Regions from separate parts of the Homo sapiens genome. Here regions 2, 3 and 4 are each linked to region 1. The links are chromatin loops, found by intact Hi-C in ENCODE. Cell type or tissue: ascending aorta. All regions are shown on one strand. Links, peaks and the distances in the headings refer to the core of each region. The heading gives the core; the rest is flanking DNA. Region 1 overlaps PRDM6 (PR/SET domain 6). Region 2 overlaps CEP120 (centrosomal protein 120). Region 3 overlaps CEP120 (centrosomal protein 120). Region 4 has its middle 140 kb from the start of CEP120.

The links. Peaks named below come from ENCODE experiments on the same cell type or tissue, not always from the same donor. Only the 100,000 strongest peaks of a DNase experiment are listed, where the experiment ranks them.
Region 2: it touches region 1 in a loop (4-fold over the local background); 7 of 110 quality-filtered maps call a loop at or near these places.
Region 3: a loop joins it to region 1, with 6 times the contacts of the local background. A loop is called at or near these places in 9 of 110 quality-filtered maps.
Region 4: a loop joins it to region 1, with 5 times the contacts of the local background. A loop is called at or near these places in 8 of 110 quality-filtered maps.

Annotation. Positions count from the first base shown.
Region 1 is chr5:123,093,018-123,098,845 of GRCh38, reverse strand. The region is part of intron 2 of PRDM6 (PR/SET domain 6); the gene reads right to left. Among named protein-coding and RNA genes, the nearest start is that of PRDM6-AS1, 5.6 kb to the right of the region's middle. In ascending aorta, for the core only: a CTCF peak has its summit at 3,315 (motif pointing left); DNase peaks (open chromatin) are centred at 3,315, 3,735, 4,467 and 5,109; H3K4me3 peaks cover 5,000 bases; H3K27ac peaks cover 5,000 bases.
Region 2 is chr5:123,359,372-123,365,199 of GRCh38, reverse strand. CEP120 (centrosomal protein 120) reads left to right here. Exons shown (of 20, transcript NM_001375405.1): 18 at 606-704. Among named protein-coding and RNA genes, the nearest start is that of CEP120, 61 kb to the left of the region's middle. In ascending aorta, for the core only: no CTCF peak of the experiment used is centred there; no DNase peak of the experiment used is centred there; H3K4me3 peaks cover 1,067 bases; H3K27ac peaks cover 3,753 bases.
Region 3 is chr5:123,342,002-123,347,001 of GRCh38, reverse strand. CEP120 (centrosomal protein 120) reads left to right here. Exons shown (of 20, transcript NM_001375405.1): 20 at 249-2,110. The coding sequence ends at 483. Among named protein-coding and RNA genes, the nearest start is that of CEP120, 79 kb to the left of the region's middle. In ascending aorta, for the core only: a CTCF peak has its summit at 1,978; a DNase peak (open chromatin) is centred at 1,961; H3K4me3 peaks cover 2,687 bases; H3K27ac peaks cover 947 bases.
Region 4 is chr5:123,282,444-123,288,271 of GRCh38, reverse strand. No RefSeq gene overlaps it. Among named protein-coding and RNA genes, the nearest start is that of CEP120, 140 kb to the left of the region's middle. In ascending aorta, for the core only: no CTCF peak of the experiment used is centred there; DNase peaks (open chromatin) are centred at 2,430, 2,731, 3,018 and 5,051; H3K4me3 peaks cover 5,000 bases; H3K27ac peaks cover 5,000 bases.

The sequences.
Region 1 (5,828 bases), core at 708-5,707:
ACAGGTGGGGCGGGGTGGGGGACCGGGGTGCTGTTCTGGAGGGTTTGGTGTGCACGCTCTCCCTAGACGCCGGAAGAAAGGAATAGCAAATTTAACGATCAGCCTAATTGTTAGAGAAGGCACCAACTCCTGCCCCGACGGCTGTTCTCCAGGCTAAATGCGATTCTGTTGTGCTATACAATGGGTGAAGCTGTAGATAAAGCTGTCTCTCTCCGACACTCTCCAAAGCAGCCTGCGCGAGAGGGACCCCCACCCTCCGGGCCGGGCGGTAGTGGGCGCCCAGTATCCCTCCACTCGAACTGGGCTGGAAGGAGGCAGGCGGCCACGGGAAATAGAGCCTGTGGCGACTGCGCTGTCGGATCGCAGCGCCCTCCGGGTTATTAATGGGCCTGGAGGAGCCGCCGTGTCTGCGCCTCAGCGCGGATGGCCTGCCCCGAGAAGGTGGCCTCGGCGCCCGCCGGCGCGACCCAGCCTCCTTGGCCCAGCTTCCCTGAGGAGCCACGGCGACCCCGCGCAAGTGTCAGGCTTATGGCACTGAGCCTGACACCTGGCGAGTCCCGCCTGGCAGACACGGTGAAAGCTGGCCACTGATGGATGCGCCAGAGCGGGGCGGCGGGTGGCCCTCGGGGCACCCGGGTACCTGCCGCCGCCAGCCTTGGCCGCAGCCAGGCCTGTTGGATCACCCTGGATGTGCCCTATCTGCGCTGAAATGACCGAAATGCCCAAGAAACTTGTGAGTCTGTATGAAACGTTTGTGTCAGGAACAGCTAATCGCAACCCAGCATGGTAAGGGAGCCCTCGATTTGCCATTTGCTTCACAGCAAAGGAGGGCTGACTATGTAAGCCTCCTGTCTCACTGGAGGGGGCTCTAGCCAGCCAAACCTTTGCCTCAGTCAGCAGCTACTCCTCTACTCCTCCCAAGAGAGCTGGAAGAATGAGGGCTGCAAGCTTCTCAGAAATGTCCCCAGACCTCTGAAGTGAAAAGCAACAACTTGTTTCGGAAAGCAGAGAAGTGTCCATGCCGCTGGGCCTCCCTTGCACAAAGGCCCTCTTCTGTCCTTCCTCTGCCAGCAACACAAACTATTGTTAAAATTCTCCCAGACTCTGCTTTTGACCCCAGGGCCTGGATGGGAGTATTCTCACACTTATCCATATGTCAACTCCTCTGAAACACACACACTTCACACACCCTCTCAAGCTTATTGATTGTGAAAATAAAAACTTCAAGACATTTTGGGAATTACATGAAAGACAATAAACACAATTACAGTGCATACCATGTGTCAGACACCTGTCTAGAACCAAAAACCAGCATATTATCTAAGTATCATGATTCCCATTCTGCAGATAAAGCAATTCCCAAGCACTACTACTCCACCAAGAACCAGAAGCTAGAAAGTGGCAGAGAAAGGATTCACAGTCAAGGCTGCCTGACTGCAAGGCCTCTAAACCCAGAGATTTTTAAAAGACTAATGAAAGCTGGGGAAATTTAACATTCAAACTCATGACTCAATTGAATTGAAATATTTCACTGAAGTAACTTTGGGGGCCATGAAAATTGCTGTAGCATGATTGAGTTATAGAGGTTTCTCTCTTTCCCACACTCTTGTGTTTTCGGACATTAAAGTAAGAGATTGGATAGGAAAATACATAGATAATGTCTATAATTTTGAATGTTACTGTCTGACTTCAGAGACAGCCTTTCAGCACCTTTGCAAAAATAGCTAAAAGCAAATGACAATAAGCAAAGGCAATATGCCCATGGAAATAGAAATAAGTCACTCCAGGGAGTTACTTAACTGATTTTTTTTTCTGCTTGACTCAATGATGCAAATGGTCAGAAGAGTGTTTAGTTTTCATTCCCTAGCAGCCTGTGCCAGAGACAGTCAACTTCCAACATGCTTCTCCACACGTGTCATCCCATCAACGACATCAGCATAGGTACCAACTCCAGCCACTACCTCCATAGACAAAAAGCACACTTCTAATATTTGTAATGCATGATAATAAAACTGTGGCTAAGGCCTTTCTCCAAGAAGTCCTCTAAAGCCGTCTTCAACTTATTGTTTCATTTGTCTCCATAAAGAGTTGAAAAACTTAATAGTAGCATTATGCTACTATTAAAAGTGAAAAACTGAGGCTCTCCCAATATCTAGAAGACTATCTGTGTGTTAGGTCCACAGCAGGCTAGACAAAGTCAATCAACTTTAATTAGTCCACCCAACAGGGGTCTTCTTAATTTGTGAACCACTTCATGCTATATCAAAATATTCTGCCAGAAAAGTTGACCAACTGCCATCAAGATACATGTTATATTCCAATGTTATTTTTTAATACACAAAATCCCCCAGCTGAAACATTTGGGTTCTAACTTATGTCTGAGTCTCAGGGTAGCTTGAGGATATTAAAAACAAGTAACATTTCTTGGGATTGACAAATATGCTTAAGAAGACAAACATTCTAGCAGAGTATAAACACCTACATGAAAAGGTTTGAAAGAGAAGCAGGCTATATGAGAGGACCAAACTATGTATAAATGTATATAATATATGTCATTATATTATATATACACACACAGAGCATTCCAAGCCAAGCAATACATAATACAACTACTTAGGTTCCTAACAAGGAAGCAAGTAAATGTTCATACTTTCTCTTAAAATCAGGGGAAGAGTTTTTGTACAAGTTCATAATTGTTATTCATAAATACTCTTCTATCTTGAGTAAATCTGTCAATGCTCCTGTCTAAGCGTCTCTGAGTAAAGGAAGGTGCTGTCATTAGGTTACAGACTTGTTCGCCTCCTGGCATCAGAAGGCCAGGCCAAGTGCAGTTAAGAGCAGACTTTCACTCTTCATTTCCTATCCTTCTGTGTTGTTTCAATGTCTTTAAAGTGCAATAGATCTTTACAATATATCTATTTTAAGGTAAAGGCGGCAAAGCAGGCCATGGTTTTCTTTTCTGGAATTTCATTTCTCGTTCTAGGAAAGGTGAAATATAAAACGCTTCCGGGCTTTTGGTGTGTGGAGAGGCCAACAGTCATGTGTAGGCGCGTGGGGAGTGAGAGCTACATCACATCTTCACTCCCCAGTACCTGCCCGACGCCTTCGTTGGCTCTCACCCGCCCTGCATATAGGAAAGCAAGGAGTAGGTGAAAAGCCTGCTTCCCCGCCTGGGCGCCACTATCCACCCCGGCTGTAAATCCTCCCCTACCGCCGCCAAGGTCGCGGCCCTCAGTCTCGCAGGCCGAGACCCGAGGGGCCGGCGCCCATCGATCCCAGCCCGGCGACTAGGACCCGGGAGTGCCGCCTGCTGGCAGTGCCGCGTGCGCCCTAGGCGGGGAGGGGCGTGGGGGCTGGGGAGCCGGGCAGAGGGCGGGCAGGCAGAGCATCCGGGCCCGAACTTCTCGCGTGGGGTTCACGCCCCCGGGGCTCCAGCCTGCGGTCCCCCCACTGCCTTCTCGAGCTATAGGCTAGATGGGATGGCTGAAAGGGAGCGATGGGCGGGGTGGGGCGCCCAGGCCTCAGCGCCGAAGGCTGAGTTTTGAAGGTCCCACCCCGCTCCTGCCCACGAAAGGCTCTCTTCTGACATGAGGCGTGGCCGCCGACACCACCCACGATCCGACGTCCCCACTGCACCCCGCCACCCACCCGGCCCTCCTCCTCTACCCGGCAGGGGTCTTCCAAGCCCCGGGAGCGGGTCTAGAAGCAGATCCAGAGGCGAGGCAGGTTTGCCTGGCCGCCGGAAGGGGAGCCAATTGATTTCAGTCTCGACCCTGCGGGGCGGCCCAGCTCCTGGGAATTCTCTCAGGAACTCTCCCTCTACGCGAGTTTAAAGCTCCCCGCGAATCGCAAAAGCTCTGGGCGTTCTCTGCCCTGCCTGGCTGCGGGCTTGACCCTGGGACCAAGAGGGAGAGACAAAAAGAAGAGAGCAAGAAGGTGGGAGGGAGAAAATGTGGGTCTTATTTGTCTTCCGATGACTGTATTAATAAATTAAATGGGAGCGCCAGTTTGTGAGGGTGAGAGAATATTGCGCAGAGATAAACCTCGCCGGCCCCTGCCCCTGCGAGGCTGCCATATACAATGCGGAGATGATGAATAGGAGCCGCGAGAGGAGATCGAAGCGGGTCTGGGCTGGCTCCACTCTCTCCTACAAAACTATAGGGCAATTAATTGTGGCTTGTCCCCTCATCCTTCATCTCCTGGTGGCACATATCGATGGAGATTACTGCTGATGGACCATTTTATCACCTTGAATAAACAGTCGCCACCTCTTCTAACCTCAATCTAATATATGGCTGTATGTTCGGTTTCAGGGCGCTAGATAACGAAAGATGTAAAATAGCTAAATCATGTGTGTTATGGGATGAGGCTGGGCTTGCACACACGCGAGAGAGAGAGAGAGAGAGAGAGAGAAACACAAAAGCCCACGCACTGAAGCCAAAGCTCCCTCCCACCCGGACCAGGTCTGCAATCTAAGGCGCTCGCTGGTCTTTGACAGAGGAGGCGCAGGGCAGAAGGGGCGCAGTGGATGTTCCTCGGTTGCACAAAAAGCCTGCTGGTGTGCCACTGGGCTCGAAGTTGCCCAAACAGGACCTGCGTTTTCCACCTGGGTGGGAAGGGATTAGGGAAGGTCAGAAAACACTCGCCCTCCTTTGTCTCTTTCCTTGACCCCTTAGCAAGCAACCGGACAAACCAGTGTTAGGCCCAGACTCCCTTTTCTCTCCCCAGCCCCTCTCCCTAAACCCTTGGAAAGCCTGGTGTTCCCAACAAGGAAGCCTCAAGCCCCGCTCCCACACCCATGCACACACCGGCGCTGTTTCCAGCCTGTTCCCTGCGCAGGAGGGTTCCAGTAAATCGGGAGGGGACAGAGACCCCTCCCCCAACTGGGGAATTTGCAAAGTGGTCCAACTCTCCCCCGAGACACCCAAAGTGGCTCAGTTCCCGCCTCCCTCCCAGGTCCTAGGGAAGCACATCTTTACAAAAAAGGCCTGAAAAACTAATGGGCTGTGCTGAGAGAACAGCCGGGATGCTACTCAGAAACGCCAGGCGCGCCCTGTGACTGTCTCTCTCTACTTTTCAAGAGCAGGCAACGCACCAGCTCCCAGAACCCGGGAAGAGGCCACTCCGATGGAGCCTGACTAAATCAATGGCTTCAGGCAGCCCAGCAGCAAATGAGGGCAGTAATATTAGACGGGGAAGGAAGGGCCCCATCCCCCATTTATATCGCAGGAGGCACCACTTGATTTTTAAGAGAAGGCGGCAGCAGCAGCAACAGCAAAGCATTCAGAGCTTCGGTGGAAACTGTACTTCAGTCACAGGGTAAACTGATACGGAGTTAGGAACATACTGGAAAAGCTCACCCGGGTAGCTTGCAGTTTCTGCTGTTTTAAAATCTTTTAGAACGAAAGAGAGCTACAAGCCCCATCACTGTGACATTTACCATAGATGCCAATAAAGTTTCAAGGTGAAACTAGTGTTCCTAAGTTCTTTTCTTACAGAGCAATGATATGTATTGCTGATCCTAGGCAAAAAGTTACTTTGCTAAAGGGAAGGGAGAAGTAAGGAGGCACCCCCGCATCCCGCCCTTTTTATTTCGCCTTGTGAGAAAAAGAGAAAACAACTCAATACCTATCCTTTTAAGTACGAAGTGACAAAATGAAGCAATGCTAAGTGGTCACTTCACAGAATTCTTTTAGAGGGAGATGGTAAAAAAACTAAAAGAAAAACTAGGGAAATCTATACATGATAAATTAATAGGAGCTTCCCTCTGCCTCCACCCTTCCTTTCACTCCACCTCCACTCACATACAACTCGAGAATGAGGAGAAG
Region 2 (5,828 bases), core at 1-5,000, 270 kb before region 1:
TGTGTTATTAAGGAACATTATTTTTCTTACTCTTGGCTTTATGTTAACATTCTTAAAATATTTTTGACTTTGTACTCTTTCTTAGTAAACTGCTTTCTGATAAAACATTTCAGTGTTTTCAGAGTTTCATGATTTTGCCAAAATATAGTTATAAAAGCATCTCTACTGGCTGTCTTCATAAGACAAAATTCCATATGAAGATAGGCCTCCAAAAAGAAAATTTGGCTTCTAAGATTTAGAGTTACAGCTAAATTGGAATGTTAACAGTTAGAACTGCTTTTTGTAAAAAATGAATGTATTTCTCACTCTATGATCTTTATATAATATATATGTTTAAATACATTTATAGTAACTGTCTGGAGGTTAAGACTAATTCAGTTCTTTTTAGGATAGACTGTTAGGCAATAAAAATAAGACTATATTTTAAACAAGAAAATGTTCATGTGCCATAATATTTATAGTAAATTATATAACAGTTTTAGATGATGTCGTATGTTACACTGTATAAACTCTTTTCTTAAGCCAGACTCTTTGTATATATTATCTTTCAGTGGTTGTACACAGTGGTATAGTGTTTCACTTGATATGATTTTAATCACTGTTAGGTTGAACTTGAAAGAAAGTTGGAATCTGCAACTAAGTCTAAACTGCATTACAAGCAGCAGTGGGGACGAGCTTTGAAAGAACTTGCCAGACTTAAACAGGTATGTAGTTTATAGCTTATTCTTTTTATATCTTTTTCCCTTGTTTCTTTGCAAATTCGTATGTTTGGCAATATCTGTTATGCTCTGATGTCTGCATTTGAATATTGCTATTTTTTGAGATTAGAGGCTTTTATAAAAATATGTTATAAAGGCAAGATCCTTCTTTTTTATAGTTAGAAACTGAAACAATTATGTCTTTTAAAAAAAATTGCCAGCTATCCCTTTCCTCAGAAGAAACTGGGAATAATTTATTTTACTTTCACTTATAAAACAACCACCCTTTTCTTTCTTAGGATTAAACTTTCCACTGGGAGTGCTTTTTAGGATGAAATTTAAGGATAACTTGAACATTTTCTCAAGTTTAAGAATATATTTTAAATGTTATTCTTAAGACACAGTAATTCAGTCAAGAAAGGGAATTATTGGGAATTTTTGCATGATTTTTAAAGTGTTTAAAAACTTTGATAGAAGTTTTCTGAATTATTATATTTTTTTCTTTCCTGCTACCAATCAACAAATGCTGTTAGCTTCAGAAGAAATTAATCTTAATTTTGGACACATTTGATCTTAATCATTTGAAGAAATTATGAATAAGATTTTTATTTTGAATCTAACCCTAACTGACCTAAATCTTTTAAAGATTAATAATGGTTAGTTTATTCTAAGTTCACTTTTCTTTAATGTGTCAGTTTTATTCTGAATGAAATTTCACACATAGGGTCTTTCAGGTTTGTATTTTTCTTAATATGTCTCCATAACTGTCAAATACTATTAAACATCGTTATGGTATTATACTAAATGCTTACCACTTTCATGGAGTACTACCAGTCTACATGAGAATTAAAAACTAGGGTAGGTAGTTTACCCTAACATAAATGATAGAGGAGTTGGGATTGTAAGCATTACAAATGAAGACAGGTAGATATATATGTAAATATAAAATAATGTACCATGTGACTATATTATATAAATGTTGACAGGACTAAGGATAGACATGGGTAGTACTAAGAGTCTCCTGTATTGAAAGCAGTGTCTTACATGTACAATAAGTATAAAATAATATTATACCAGGTGTAAATATATGCAAGACATAGGCCTTTCCATCACAGAGCTTGCAATTTAGTAATAAGGAAGAAACAACTATAAATATAAAATTTACTGCCTAATAGTAAGAGCCTTGACACAGGCCATATAGAGTACTCAGGAGGAGAAAGTACGTCTATTTAATAGGAGTTGGAAAGGTGTCATAGGAGAGGAGGTATTTGTGATAGACCTCTGGAGATAGATACTTAAGATTTTAATAGAGGAATTGGTTGTGATTTAGGAAAGTAGTGGGGGAAATGTAAATATAATGAACAGAATGATCATAGCAAAGAGGCATGAAGTGGGAAAGCATAGGCTGTTCTTATAAAACAGAGGAGGGCCCGTTTTCTAAGTCATTTCTGGTAATAAGGGCTGGAACTTAAGTAGTAGCAGTAGGAATGCAACAAGAAGATTCTTGTCAAAGATGATGCCAAGGGCTCAAGCTTCAGTGTCTGGTCCAGTTTTGGAAATACAGTTACTAAAAAGCTGTTTGGAGGGTGGGAAGGAGATAGGATTTGCAAATTTGGATGTTTTAATTTTTACAGAATGAAATTCGGCTACCAGTTAGAAATATGGATCTGTTGTTGGGAGAATGATTGGGCTTAAAAATAGACATAAAGGAGTCCTTTGCAGAGGTAGTGTTTAAAGTTGTGCCAGCTAGAACTTGGAATTCTTATGTTTAGGAAAGAGAAAAGAAAGCTAATGAAGGAAATAACAGCTAGAGAAAATGTGAAGATCACTATGATGATACTGTTAGAGCAATTAGCATGTCTGGAAGGCTTACTTTGTGCTAGGTGTAACACTGAGCCCTTCAGAATTTATCATTTAATCCTGACAAAGATCCCTACATAGCAGGTAATATTCCCATTTTATTAGGTAGGTGCAAAAGTGAAAGCGGCAAAAACCGCAGTTACTTTTGCACCAACCTAATGAAGAAACTGAGACTTAAAGAAGTTAAGTTGCATGTGATCACATAGGTACTAAGTGATAGACCCAGCATTGAAAGCTTTTGATGAATCCAGCCTCAGGCTCTTTCCCTTTTATGATATGGTCTTAGTCCATTGAAGTCAAGGAATGAAATAATTTCTAGGAGAAGAAAATTAGCCACTCTGACGAGAGTACTGAGGTAGGGGTCATCGTGAGTTGGTATATCCTAAGAAGGAAAATGCCATCATTGACAAGAGAGACCAGGTCTGGTAATGAGAATTAAAGTGATTTTGAGAGAGAAGCAGCTAATATATGGTTATGATGCCAAGATATTTAAGTGCATGTAGTATAATAGAGAGGAGTCCCTGTGGAATTGGGGCCAAGGAAATATGAAGAGAATGGCTGTTAAAGGTAACAAGATATAAACTCCATCAGAAGCAGCATAAATAGTAGAAAGGTAACAAGATATAAACTCCATCAGAAGCAGCATAAATAGTAGTTAAGAACATGGCCCTGGAGTCAAGAGAGCTAGGTTGAATTTTGGTTCTACCTCTCTGACTTTGGGAATTTCTCTGATTAGTTTCTTCATTTGAACAATGAGAAATTTTCTTCCACAGGTTATTCTGAGAATTAAATGAGTGGTTTTAAAGTGTTTAATACAGTGTTTGATACATAGTATGTGCTCAGTAAATGGTAAGTAACTTGCTAAAAAGAGATGAGCCATAAAGCTGTTCTGTGGTGGTGGTGCGTTCAGTCAGTGGGGACCTAATTGGACAGTAGCTTTCGATATTGATGAACAGAACAAATACTAGAGGGCTTTGTGACTGACAGAATTCTTAAGTGTGCATAATTGGGGGATATTGTTATGCAGTGATAGACGTTCTGTAGAAAACTGTACAGAAGCAAAAAGTATGTAAGGGCTAAATGTACAGATGTGCAAGAGTGTCAGTAGGTAAACTTCCCAAGTTTGAGTATAAAGGAATGTGAGTACATTGAGATGAAGAAACATCTGTAGTTACTTCATTCTTTCATTCATTCAGCAAGTGCTTATTGAGAGCCTGCTATGCACCTTGCACAATGGGCTGCTATGGATATAGCAGTTGTTCACCTAGGAGGACTGATACTTAGAATATAGCAGGGTGGTAAGAAATGTAAATGAAGTCAGCAAGTATTAGAAAAACAAAGGGACCACTGGGGGCTATCACCACATTTGTCACTCAAAGCTAAGGGAGAAATATCTCAAAGAGAAAATGATTCAAATAACACTACTGGATAGGAAATCATTTCAAGTTTTTAACTGGAGAGTAGATGGGGAAGAAGTGGAAAATAGTGCTTCCATTGAAGAAGCTGAGCAGTGAACAGTCATTACACATTACCCAAATCAGCTGAAAAGGGGAACAGTGTTAGCTATTGGTTAGGGCATTTTCTCTGGAGAATTGAATAATCATTAATTATTGAAACAATGTCATTATAATTGACATGTTTTTTATTGAGAAGTATCTATGCAAGAACTTTTTACTTTGTCATGTTCATATGTGTATATTATAGATTACATTCTTTAAGTTTTTCACCATTTGAGGTAGTTTCAAAAAAATAATATAAGTAAACAGTGTTCTGAATAGAATCCCCCAAATTCCTGACTTTTGGTTAGTTTTACACTGGGGTATTGAAGTAGTCTCCTTTAAAAGAAGATTCAGTGTGAAAGGCTCCACTGCAAGAATCCCTCCTTCCTAACACACGCATCCTCATACACTTTTCTTATCTGCTGGATCTTTTTTCCATTTAATCCATTTTCTATTTAACCTTCTTCTTTTGTATTTCCTACCCTCTTGCCCAAAAAGCATTGCAAAGTAATTTTAGCTATTTTATTCAAATAAGGAGAATATCACAAACATTCAGATACCTTTTGTAAAGAAAAGGAAAAAAAAAGTTTTAAATTACTGGTTCAATTCTGAAACTTATACTCCATGAAAGAAAAGTTCTTTGAGTGCAGAGATGCTCATTGCTTTTTCATTGCAAACCAATTTTAATCCTTATCCCACAAACTTTCTGCTTTAGAGGCAACACTGTAAACACATTTTGAGGTCACTAGGAATCATTGATGTTCTGCAGACTACACTGAGATGCAACACTTTAAGAAGAAAAGTAATAGACCTTGGGATTATCATAGTGAATTGTGCTCTGCCCCTGACTGTTTTAGTAAGATTAAAATTAATAACTTCATCAAATAGGCACATTTCATGTGTGTGAAAATTACTCAATTTCTTTTCCTTAAACTTTTTATTAAAAACACATTTATTGTGCTTGAATGTAATTTTGGAATCGTCTATCTGGTTTTGTTCAGAAGATTGTTTGTGCAACTTCTTGTTTAAATTGGATTAGTACCATGTTAATTTTACATTGCCTCTGGTGAATAGCCACGGGGCTGTAATCTCTGCCAGTAATTTGTCACATCAAAACCCTCTGGAGGGCCATACAAAACATTTGTGTAGTACGGATTAGATGGTGAAAGCCATATCTTAGATTGTTAATAAATGTTAATGACAAAACCCAGCTGGTAAAGCTTGGAAATAAGACCTAATGCTTGGTGCCCATTGCCAGAAGAATGTTTAAACAGAGATTTCCATTACTCAAAGGTGACCCAGGATAGTCTATTTGTGAATTAAAAATATAACCTAATTATTTTATAACCTTCTAATTATTTAGAAAAAAATCTTTTCTTTTGATTCACAACCGTACCAGTGGTAAGCTTTTTTGTTCTTTGGTAACTGGGAAGGCAACAGCTGTAAAATATAAATAAGCATAACATAAAATGAGTCCTGATTTAGAAAACGAGGAAGTGATACCCTTAAGTTTGATATCATGGGACAAAGTTAAAAGTTCTACTTGTTAGACTTGTAAGAGGTAATTTAGTTTGCTTTTTTTCTTCTTCAAGATATACTATAGAAATATTTTAAAACCAAAACAAATACTTGAATTGCATTGGTCTACAAATACTCAAGTGAAGTTGTCTGCTTTCCTACTTGTGCTCTAAACAACATATTTGCATATTTACTTAAAAACGTTTCTTGACATCTTAGAATATCATTAAGCAGAATAAAACCTACTTTTTAA
Region 3 (5,000 bases), core at 1-5,000, 250 kb before region 1:
TGTCACAGCTCCAAAATATCTAGTTTTCATGTATTTGTAATTAGAAAAACAAGTATTGTTTTTAAAGTTGCCTTTTATAAATGTGCAGACTCTGACTAGCCAAGTGGAACACTGGTTTTTTTTGGTTTGTTTTCTTCCTGAAAATATTACTAAAACCTTGTCTTACCATTGAATCATTTTGTTTTTAAATAGTGACATTAAGAAAACCAACACAGTTGCTACAGTGGCATTTGTTCTTGACTTCTCAGGTTAAGGCAACAAGAGCAAAAACAATACCAGGATTCCACAGAGATTGCAAGTGGAAAAAAGGATGGCCCCCATGGCAGTGTATTGGAAGAAGGTTTGGATGATTATTTGACTCGCCTGATAGAAGAAAGGGATACTTTGATGAGAACGGGTGTGTATAATCACGAGGATCGAATAATAAGTGAACTCGACCGACAGATCAGAGAGATTTTGGCAAAAAGCAATGCCAGTAATTAATAACATTTGGAAAAGCTTTATAGAGACTCTAAGTCTAAATTTTAATTTCTTTGTAAAAACCTCAAAAGTGAGGAAAATGGATGTTTTAAAATGGTATTTTCAATTTTTTATAAGCAAAATTTTGTATGTTATTGTATAGTATTTATTTGATCTTATTTACTTTATGCTACCTCTCCCACACTGGTTTTATTTGTAATTTGCATTTATATACTCATTTTAAATGACTTTTCAGTGTTTTTCATAGTTTATAATCTGATGGCTAACTAACTTTCAAAACAGCTTTTAACTAAGTTTGTTGTAGGAGAAATGACTGCGGTAATTTCCAGTTCTATAATGTTTCATGTTGAGCCAAAAGAGTATATCTTGCACTTTAAAAACGCTGCGTCCTATTCCATTTGAATGTAAATTCTTAAAAGTTGAGACCAATTGTAACCAGTTTAACTCATTTTAGATGACCTTTTTTTCTTATAATATTTGCAAGTGACAAGTTTGAAAACAAAGCAAGATCAGTGCAGAGAAGCCACATGACATGTTGGGTGACAGATTGGTCATTTATTTAAATAAAGTTAATACAGATTAAATTTGTTTCAAGAGCTATTGAATTTTCAAATTTTCAGTGTATTTATAACTTTTAAGAACATGAAGTATTAGCTTAATATAGTTTTCTCTGTTGGTTTCTTCCTCAAGTTTGCATTGTTTTCTTTTGTTAAAATTAGAGATTTCTTTTTATTTTCCAGTTATAGTAATACTAGCTGTCAGCTTAAACCCTCTGTAATAGAACATGGAAACAGACACATAAAGACATTAGCTGAAAAAATAGAGTGAAAATCAACTATTTTTTACTCCCGCTAATTTCAATCAATCGTTTTCAAAAGCGCACGAGATTCACTCATTGGATTTATGCAGTGCCCTGTCTGTATAAAAACTCTTAAGAGTTCCTTTATATCATATTCTTCAGAGCCAACATTTGTCCTCAAAGCAACGTTTCCCACCTCCTTTTACTGAGTACTGAAAAAGTTTTAGCAAAGTCACAGATTAGGTTGAATTTCAAAATATATGTACTTTAAAAAGTTCTGATTTCCAAATATAATAAAGTTAAAATTAAGTATATACTTTAGGAAGTTACCAATAACTTCCATCAAAGCAGAGTAGGATATATGGTAACATTAATTTTCGGTCATTTCAAATGAGGTATATTTCTTATTAGGGAAATTAAAGTCCCTATATTTATTATATATTTTTTCCTTATTAACAGAGTATTAATCTAGTAAAAAATAACCCAGCAGTAAATAATAAAGAAATTACTGAATGAGAGGATAATGAATCTGAATCATAGCAGGAATTTGCAATATTAATTATGGTTAGCTATTTTTCTCTCATTGATTTTTGTGCCACTTGAATGGAACAGAAGCAAGCCTTATGTTTTGGAAGGTCTGCGGTAAAATGCTGTGACTGTTTACTTTCAATTGCATTGTGTGTTGCCTGTGACTGCTTTCAAACGCTAGAGGGGGCCTCTGATTTAAAGAAATAAAAAGGACTTTTCTAAAATGGATGTGTAGTTTATTTTGCCTTTTGTAAAGCTCTTTTGGCTATTGTAACTTAACAAATAAAATCATAATTGTGTGCATCTCTGAGTTCTTGAGCAGCCTGTTACTTCTGTTTCTAAACAGAGTGGGCATAGTGTTCGGGTTTTCCTATTTCAAATGACTGTCTTTTTTTCTCAAGTGTTTACATACTATTTTTTGTCTTACAACTAGGGGAGTCTGAAATATTAACACTGTTTTGTAGTCCTTTTAGCAATACCCATTCCATTTGTAAGTGGCATCGAATGTTTTTACACTGATTTTGCCTAGGAGTTAATGAGTATGACCACAGTAGATAAATCAGTGAGTGGGTGCAGGCATGGGTGGGTGAATAAGTTTCCTAGTAACAGGAAAATATCAAATATTTTAGGGTAAAATCAGATTTACCTTTAAAATTTCTGTGGTTTTTCATGGAGAAAGTCTAGTTTCCATGTTTAATGCGGGCATGTACTGCATAGGAGGGGTGTGTAATCTACCAGGTATATCTAATACCATGTCTGTATAAACATAGGAGTTCCCTTGCAGATAAATCCTAGTAATTTCTATCTGGACCCGAATTCCTGTTGCTTCAAGCAGATGTGGGGGTTTGAGTGTGATTTAAGGACGTATTAGGGCCTCTGCTGATGGGGAGACAGTCTTGTCTGACCAGATGATTTTCTCCTCTACTTCCTGTCCAGATGCTGCCCAGCCTGAATCTGAATTCACAGATTGTCCCAGTATATACTGCTTGTTTGCAGCCACTTCAGAATGGACCGACCTGTTTTTTACAGTCCATAGGAAGGGCCCTCTGGTAGCTATATATGGACTTAAAAGATGTGTTCTCACTAATACCATTGTGTCTAGCTTTATTGAATACCTAAATTTTTTATTAAAATAATTGATATAATTCACACAACGTAAAATCACCATTTTAAAGTATAAAATTCAGTGTTTGATACAGTCACAAGGCTGTACAACCACCACCACTATTTAAGACATTTTTATCACCCCAAAAAGAAACTCCTGTACCCATTAGCAGTCACTCCTCATTCTCTTCTATCCCAGCCCCTAACTACTAATCTTTTGGTCCCTTTGGATTTGCCTATTCTGGGCATTTCATATAAATGGAATCCCAAATTGGATATTTAAAATAGAAAATATTAGAAAACCTAAAGCATATCTTTTTCTATCACTAGTTTCTATATGTTTTGTCAGATATTGAATTAAATGATACAGAGATCCAGAAGGCCAACATAAGGGCATAATATTCATCATAATATTCATCATCCATTGGGAATAGAGTTCAACTCTTCTTGTATCTATCACCTGTAAAGCACTGACCAAAAATAATAGTGAAAAGTAGATAATGTTCTAGCAATTCTGATGCTGAAAATGGGTTATTGACACAAGGCTTGTGTCATATCATTGGTATCTCATCAAAATTGCACACTCTTCCATGCTTTACAGAGTTTGGAGATAAAGTGAAGCAGTGTTAACCAGAATGTGAGGGCTGCGAGGGCAGCGACCAGGTCTATCTTAGTTTCTTCCAGAATTAAAAGAGTACCGGCCATAAGTAGGCACTCAGATAATATTCGCTAAATTCATAAAGAAATGAAAAGATTGTGTATGGTCTACCTGTCAAAATAGATGTAAAAAATTTGACGGCTGAAATGCAGGGGAAAGTAGGCCTCCATGGCCTCACTGACAGGTTTATGAACTTGTTGTCTGACTGCCCATGCCCTATAGAAGTGGAGGAGTTCTGTTTGTTGGATTGTTTTTTGCTTAAAAAAAATAATAATAAAAGTTTGCTTTAAATTCATAGATGCAGAAAGTAGACTAGCGGTTTCCAGGGGCTGGAAGGAACTAGGGGAAAAGAGGAAGGGGGAATTACTGTTCAATAGGTCCAGAGTTTCTGTTTGGGATGTGAAAAAGCTCTGGATATGGATAATGGAAATAGTTGCACAGCATTGTGAATAATTCCACTGAATAGTACACTTAAAAATAATTAAGATGGTGCATTTTATGTTCTGTATATTTTACCACAATTTAAAAGTTTGCTTCAAACTGTGCCTCAAATCTGCCTACCCAGTGTTCTTATGCTGAAAGTTTTCTGCACAAGAGTCACTTGTCAAGTCATTTCTGAAGATAACATCTTGTCATTTCTTGATTGTGGAAATGGATCAAAAATGCTTCATTAAATGCTTATAGCACCTTTACCAAAATCTGAAATGAGTGAAAACTAATGGCTACATTTATATCCTGAGTTCTAAAGATAAATTGGAGACTCCTTGAAACTTAGAATTGTAATGCCTTCATGTTTTATAAGATTATGTCTTGTTATTCTTAATGACAATTTAGAAAAAAAAATGGTTTTTAAAATTTAACAGATAGTCCAGACCATGGATGTAAATTGGAGAGAGAATTAAAAAAAAAAAAAAAACCCAACACATATTACTAGTACCCTAAAGTAGGCTTAGTATCTTTTTTTGGAGGTAGGTTCTCTTACTGTTGGTTCATGGTCTTATTAACGAATAAAGTGGTTTGTGTAAGAGTGTTAAAGTCTGGCTGAGTAATTTTAAATTATGACTTGAAAATTTAAATCCATCTTTGACGTTTGTGTTTTGGCAATTGTATTAACAGCATATCCCTTGGAGCCTAGACGTTTCGTCGTACACTTTTTCTGCCACTTGTTCTAGTGTACAATCATGCTTCTTCCTAGCTAATGCGCCCTCTGCTTCTAGGTCTCGGAGACACGCAATCCATCCATATTGGCATAAATGGGGAAACAGAGACAGAATTACTGAAGCACCTAAATGTTCTACTGAAACCAAAAGAACTAGATTGCTCACTGATTTTGTTACATAACCTCTGTTTGGCATCAAATTAGAATCTGCTGTTGTTAGGAATGTAACCGTAGAAAGGCTGCTATATACTTAATTCCCATTTTATTTGCTT
Region 4 (5,828 bases), core at 829-5,828, 190 kb before region 1:
ATCAATGTATAAAAATCAATTACATTTCTATACTCCCAGCACTGAATAGTTAAGAAAATTTTAAATAGATCCCATTAATATATCATTAAAAACATAAAGATTCTATGAATAAATTTTTAAAAATATGTGTAAAACTTCTATGAATAAAATGACAAGGTTTTATTGAAATACAACAGAGAAGGCTTAATCACACCATATACCATGTTCATGGATTGGAAATTTCAATATTTTTAAGGACAGTGTTCCCCAAATTGGTATTTAGATTCAATATGATTTCATTAAAAATACCAAAGGTTTTTTTTTTTTTTCTGTGAAATGGACAAGCTGATTCTAATATTTATATGGACCAAGGGGAATTTAGTTTAACAGATATCACCACTTATAATAAATAATAATTGATTCAATATCTTATCAGTTTAGGGATGGTCAAATTGATCAAAGGAACAGAATAGAGAATGCAGGAAAAAATATGTACATAATATATTAGTCTGCTTGTGATGCCATAACAAAATATTATAGACTGGGGGGCTTACATAACATTTACTTCTCACAGTTCTAGAAACTGGAAATCCAAAATCAAGATGTGACTAAGTTGGTTTCTGGTAAGGGCCTTTTCCTGGCTTGCAGATGAGTGCCTTCTCATTGTATCCTCACATGGCAGAGAGACAGCAATCTCTCTCTTCCTCTTCTTATAAAGCCCTATCCTTATAACCTCATATAATTCTAATTGCCCCCTAAATGTCCTATCTTGAAACACCACCATACTGGGACTTAAGGCCTCAACACATGAATTTTTGGAAGACACCATTCAGCCTATAGCATATGGATAATTAGTTTATGACAGTAGCTATTAAGTTGCAGGGACTTTTCAATAAATGACGCTGGGATAACTGGATACCCACAGGATAAAAACCAAAAATTGGGTCTATACCTTATGCCACATATGACATCCATTCTAGTGGTTAAATGTGCAAGGTAAATTTATAAAACTCTTAGAAGACAATATAGACTGTCTTTATAACCTAGAATTAGAGAAGTTCTTAAGACACACAAAACCCACAAACCATATAGACAAAGATTAGTAAATTAAACTGACTTAAAACTAAGAACCGCAGTTCATCAAACTTCACCATAAAGATAGTGAAAGGAAAAGCCACAAATCAAGAGATAGTATTTGCAATATACATAACTAACAAACGGAAATAGGCAATGGAAAACAGACCCTTCATAGAAGAGGAAACCCAGATAGCCAATACACACACAGAAAGTTGTGCAACCTCTTTAGTTAACTGGAGAAATACAAGCTAAAATCCATAATGATTTGTTTTGTTACCACTAAATAGGCAAAAAAAATCTGGCAATATTAAATATTGGTGAGAGAATGCACAATTTCTATATGTATATTGCTAGTGAGAGAGTGAATCTGCAGATCCCGTAAAGAAAACAATTTGGCATTATCAGTGAAGATGCCCGTACCCGTGGCCCAGCAATTCCACTTCCAGCAAGACCTAGAGAAATTCTAGGGTATACATTTGGAGAATTCTTTATAAGTTAACAACAGCACTATCTGAATAGAAGATAATGGGAAGTAACCCAAATGTCTATCAGCAATAGAACACATGGATGCAGGAGTGAACATGAATGAACTTTAGACACATGTAGCAAAATGAATGACCCTTAAGAACATAACGTCACTTGGAAAAAAATAAGCCACAAAGAATATATCTAATATATATGTATATAAAGTTCTAAAACATGCAGAAATTTAAAGTCATATAATTTTTCAGATAGAAGCATGATAAAATTACACATTAAGGTAGTAAGTGATGGCTACTGGAAAATTCAGGATGGGAAAGGAGATGGGGATCAAGAAGGAATTCAAGGATATTAAAACGAAGTGGTTATATTATTTCCTTATGCTATCTATTCATTGTATCATTATTATTTATACCTCACATATATTTTAAATATTCTTTTGTATCAACTTAATAATCGATAAGTTTTTAAAAAGAGAAATACTGACCTGCAGCAATCTTTACATTGATTACATCTAATTTGTGGTTTTTAAGAGAATACTTTTCTATAGATATCATTTCCTGACAATATTGGAATAGAAGCAAAAAATAAATCCTCGTTATCCCAATAAACACGACAGAAAATCTTCAAAGACGAACTTCAGGCAGAGGGAGAGAGACAGAATAAAATCACCACCCGCCTACACGAAGCCAAAAGCCTCCCTTGAAAAAAGAGTCTTCGAGACGCACATCCCCCAGCCGACATCGCTTTCAATTCCAGTGATAAGGCTGTAAATTCCCTTCCCGGGCCTGGAGTTTAGTGTAAACACTCCAAGAGCCTGCAGGACCACAGAGAGAGAGAAATGGCTGGTCTCTGGCTGTTTTTCCTCTTGGGGGAATGCTCACTATCAACTGTTGAATCACAAAACCCAAACTCCCGGCATCTACCAAGGGCGGTGCGTCCCTGGCGTGGGGGAAGAGGGAGAGGGAGTCGGGGTAGAGGGAGTGGGGGGAGGGGCGGGAGGGTCGTAAGGGGGGAAGGGGAAGGGGAAGGGGAAGGGGAAGGGGAAGGGGAAGGGGAAGGGGTGGGTGGAGGGCAGGAGGGGCTGACAGCGCTGGGGCCCCGGGCAGTGGGTTCCTGCGCCTCAGGCCCTGGGATCCCGCTGCAGCGGCTAGGTTCTAGCTCCACACAACTGCCCACACCCCGCGCCGAGACCTTTCCAGCTTGCAGACTGCACATCATTTTAGGAGCTGGAACTGACCACGCGCACCTTTCTGCTCCGGGTCTAACTGGCCTCGGGGAATGGAAACATGGATAACAGTTCAGAACTGCCACTTGGGGAATGAAGCAAAAAAAAAAAAGACGCGCCAGGCACAAGGTTAATAGATCCTTATTTCCATGTTCATGTGGGAGATTAAAGCACATCTTGCAATTAATTTGGTTGCCCTGTGATCCATTACCGAGAATGCACACAGAGCAAGGCCAACTATGTGCAGCTCCGGGAGAGCGTGCGTCTCCGCCGGCAGAGCCTGCCTGAAACGTCTTCTCAGATAGCAGTTGCCAACAACAGCTCAGCCTGTCGGCTGCAGCACTTAAAGCTGATGGATATATATTATTTTTGTATGGAAAAAAAAATCCATTCTACTGTTAATGACTCCTGGAGTATTAGCTCAACTATTTTATGTTAAAATAAAGGATGATTTAGAGAAGTTTCCCATGGCACCTCAGTAACTTATGTCAGTATATTTTTAAAAATCAACTTTATTGAAGTACAATTTACATACAATAAAATGCAGTCATTTTAAGTGTACGGGTTGATGAGTTTGGTTTGTGCAACTAAGTACGATTAAGATGTAGAACATTTCCAACAGCCAGAAGTTCTGTGCTTCTTTTCTGTCCATCGTCCTCATCCCCTGCACTCCCGGCCCCAGAAAATCACTGATCTGCTTTCTGTCACTATACATAACGTTTTGCTGTTTCTAGAATTTCAAATAAATGGAGTCAGCTAATATATTTTAAATTCAGGGTCTCCCCCATTCTGAGAAACTTCAATTTTCTGAGGCGTTTTCTCTTGATTCTCATTGCTCAAAAGTGCAAGACTTCATTTTATTTCCCCTTACCCAATCTAAATTTAAACTTAAGAACCAGAAAAGTTGAAGATTTCTAAATTGAAGGGAAAATACATGCAACTCACACAGAACTTTAAAAAAAATGCTTTTATTTTACCTGTTTCATGTGAATTAACTGGACATGAGTTTCCCAACCTCATGGCTGACTGCAAGTGTCAGCTTCTGCGGGAATATGACAAAATCCATTTACGATAGCCACAAATAGAATAACAAAGAAAACTCTGAGAAGCCAGCCAATTATAAAATAGTAAAAAAATAAATAAATAAAATAAAAAATAAAAATAAAAATAAAGCTGTCTATCAGAATTACCTATGGAAATTTCTTCTGTGTCCAGTCACTGACTGGGGCCACGGAGTAAGGTGGTAACTCTCTTCACATTTCTGAAAAGCCTCTGAGAGGTCAGGGAACTTTGGGTGATGTAATGATATTCCACTGATTAACACCTGTGCCCAGTTCCAATAGAGCAGAAAGCTCTTCACGGTGAGCAACTCCGAGGTTCCCACTGTTCACAATCTTCCTAGGCACAAGGCTTCTTAGGAACTCAAGAATAGACTTGTCCCCAGGCACAATTTTAACTTATTCCCTACATCTTCTAGGCCATCACCTTTAGAGAGTTTTCAAGAGGCTGCAAGTCACAGGATTATAGAACTTCCATCTACCATGGCGGAAAATGAGAATACGGACTGTTTCCTGCCTTCTGTTTTTGTTACTCAACATATCTATTTTAATGGCAATTAAACTCTGGTACCCTCCCTTATCTCTGTTGGCTAATGTATTTAATTCCACCACTCCCATAGGGAATAATCCCAAATCTACAGCCTGTACTATATAAAAGACTCATGAATGCTTAATCAGAGCAAACAGAGGATTTGGTTTGTATAAACTGCAAAAGCTTGTGTCTTTTATGTCCAAAGAGCAGGACTGAAAGAAGAAAATGACAATAAATCATTTCAAGAAACAGCCTAACGTAAATGTTGTATGTTTATTTAAAACTTCATACAATCATTTGTCTAGAGCTACAGCCCAGTTTCAGAAAGTGACTTGCCATAATGAGATTCAGAGGAAAGCAGTATTCAAGAGCCAAAAAGACATATTACCTCCTTCCCAAACTGGCTTATGGAGAAAATAATAAGCTCTTAAATAGAAAGAACCACAGCATCCAAGAGAGTAATGCAACACTAACACAAACCTTTGATAATTTTAAAATAATTCTTAGTTAAGGGATTGGGATACACAAAATTAACATAGTTTTAAAGAGGGTGGAAGGAGGCGACTTCTTTTTTGTCTGAGTTGAAGCGAAAAAATCCAAGTTGATATCATCCTTAAGTTTGCTTCCAATAAAAAGAAACAAGAAGAATAGCGGCACGAGTCAGAGGTGGGGTGGGGATTTGGTTGTTTGTTAGGTATTTATTAAGTAAGAGGACGTGTTGTGCAGGGATTTAGAGCTTGAGCAGGCTCTGACTTCAGGGTGCCTCGGTTTGAATCTTGACTTTACCACTTCTCAGCTGAATAGCTTGTGCACGACCTTTCTTTTTCTCAGTCTCTTCATCTTTCACATTGGATGATGATAAAAACACCAGCCTCAGAGAATTGTTGTAAAGATTAAACATATATGGAGCGCTTTAATAGTGCCTGGCACCTAGTGAGTAAGTGTTGGGTTTTTGGAGAGATCTTCCATGTGTTTTAAATATAGCACGAGGGAAACTTTGGCAGTGGTTTCACTAGAAAGTGGAGATGGGTAGAGGTTGACAAAAAGTTACTTGCTCTGTGACCCAAAGACTAGATTTTTTGGAAAGAGTGAGCAAAATTATTCTCAAATTATTTTTCAGGCAAAGCGCAAATATAATTCTGTTCCTACATTGCCTCAAAACCAAGATATGTAAAAGCCAGCATCAATCCTTGTTTCATAGGTTTGCACTGTCTTTTAAAGTATGCATTGTTCTCTCTTTTATTGAGAACAGCATGGAATCAGCTGGCCATTATGTGCTTTCTCAATGCGCTATGGGCTTTCATAACTGGGTACACAGGATCACATAAATCCTGACTTCTCTAAGAGACAGTGCTGCCAACAAGTGCAACAAGGCTGACAAGTGCAAAGTCTGGCCCACAGCAATATCCTAAAATCTGGATTAATCTGTTTGTAATATCGTGCTGGCAGCTGATGTGGCGGTAGATTTTCTATT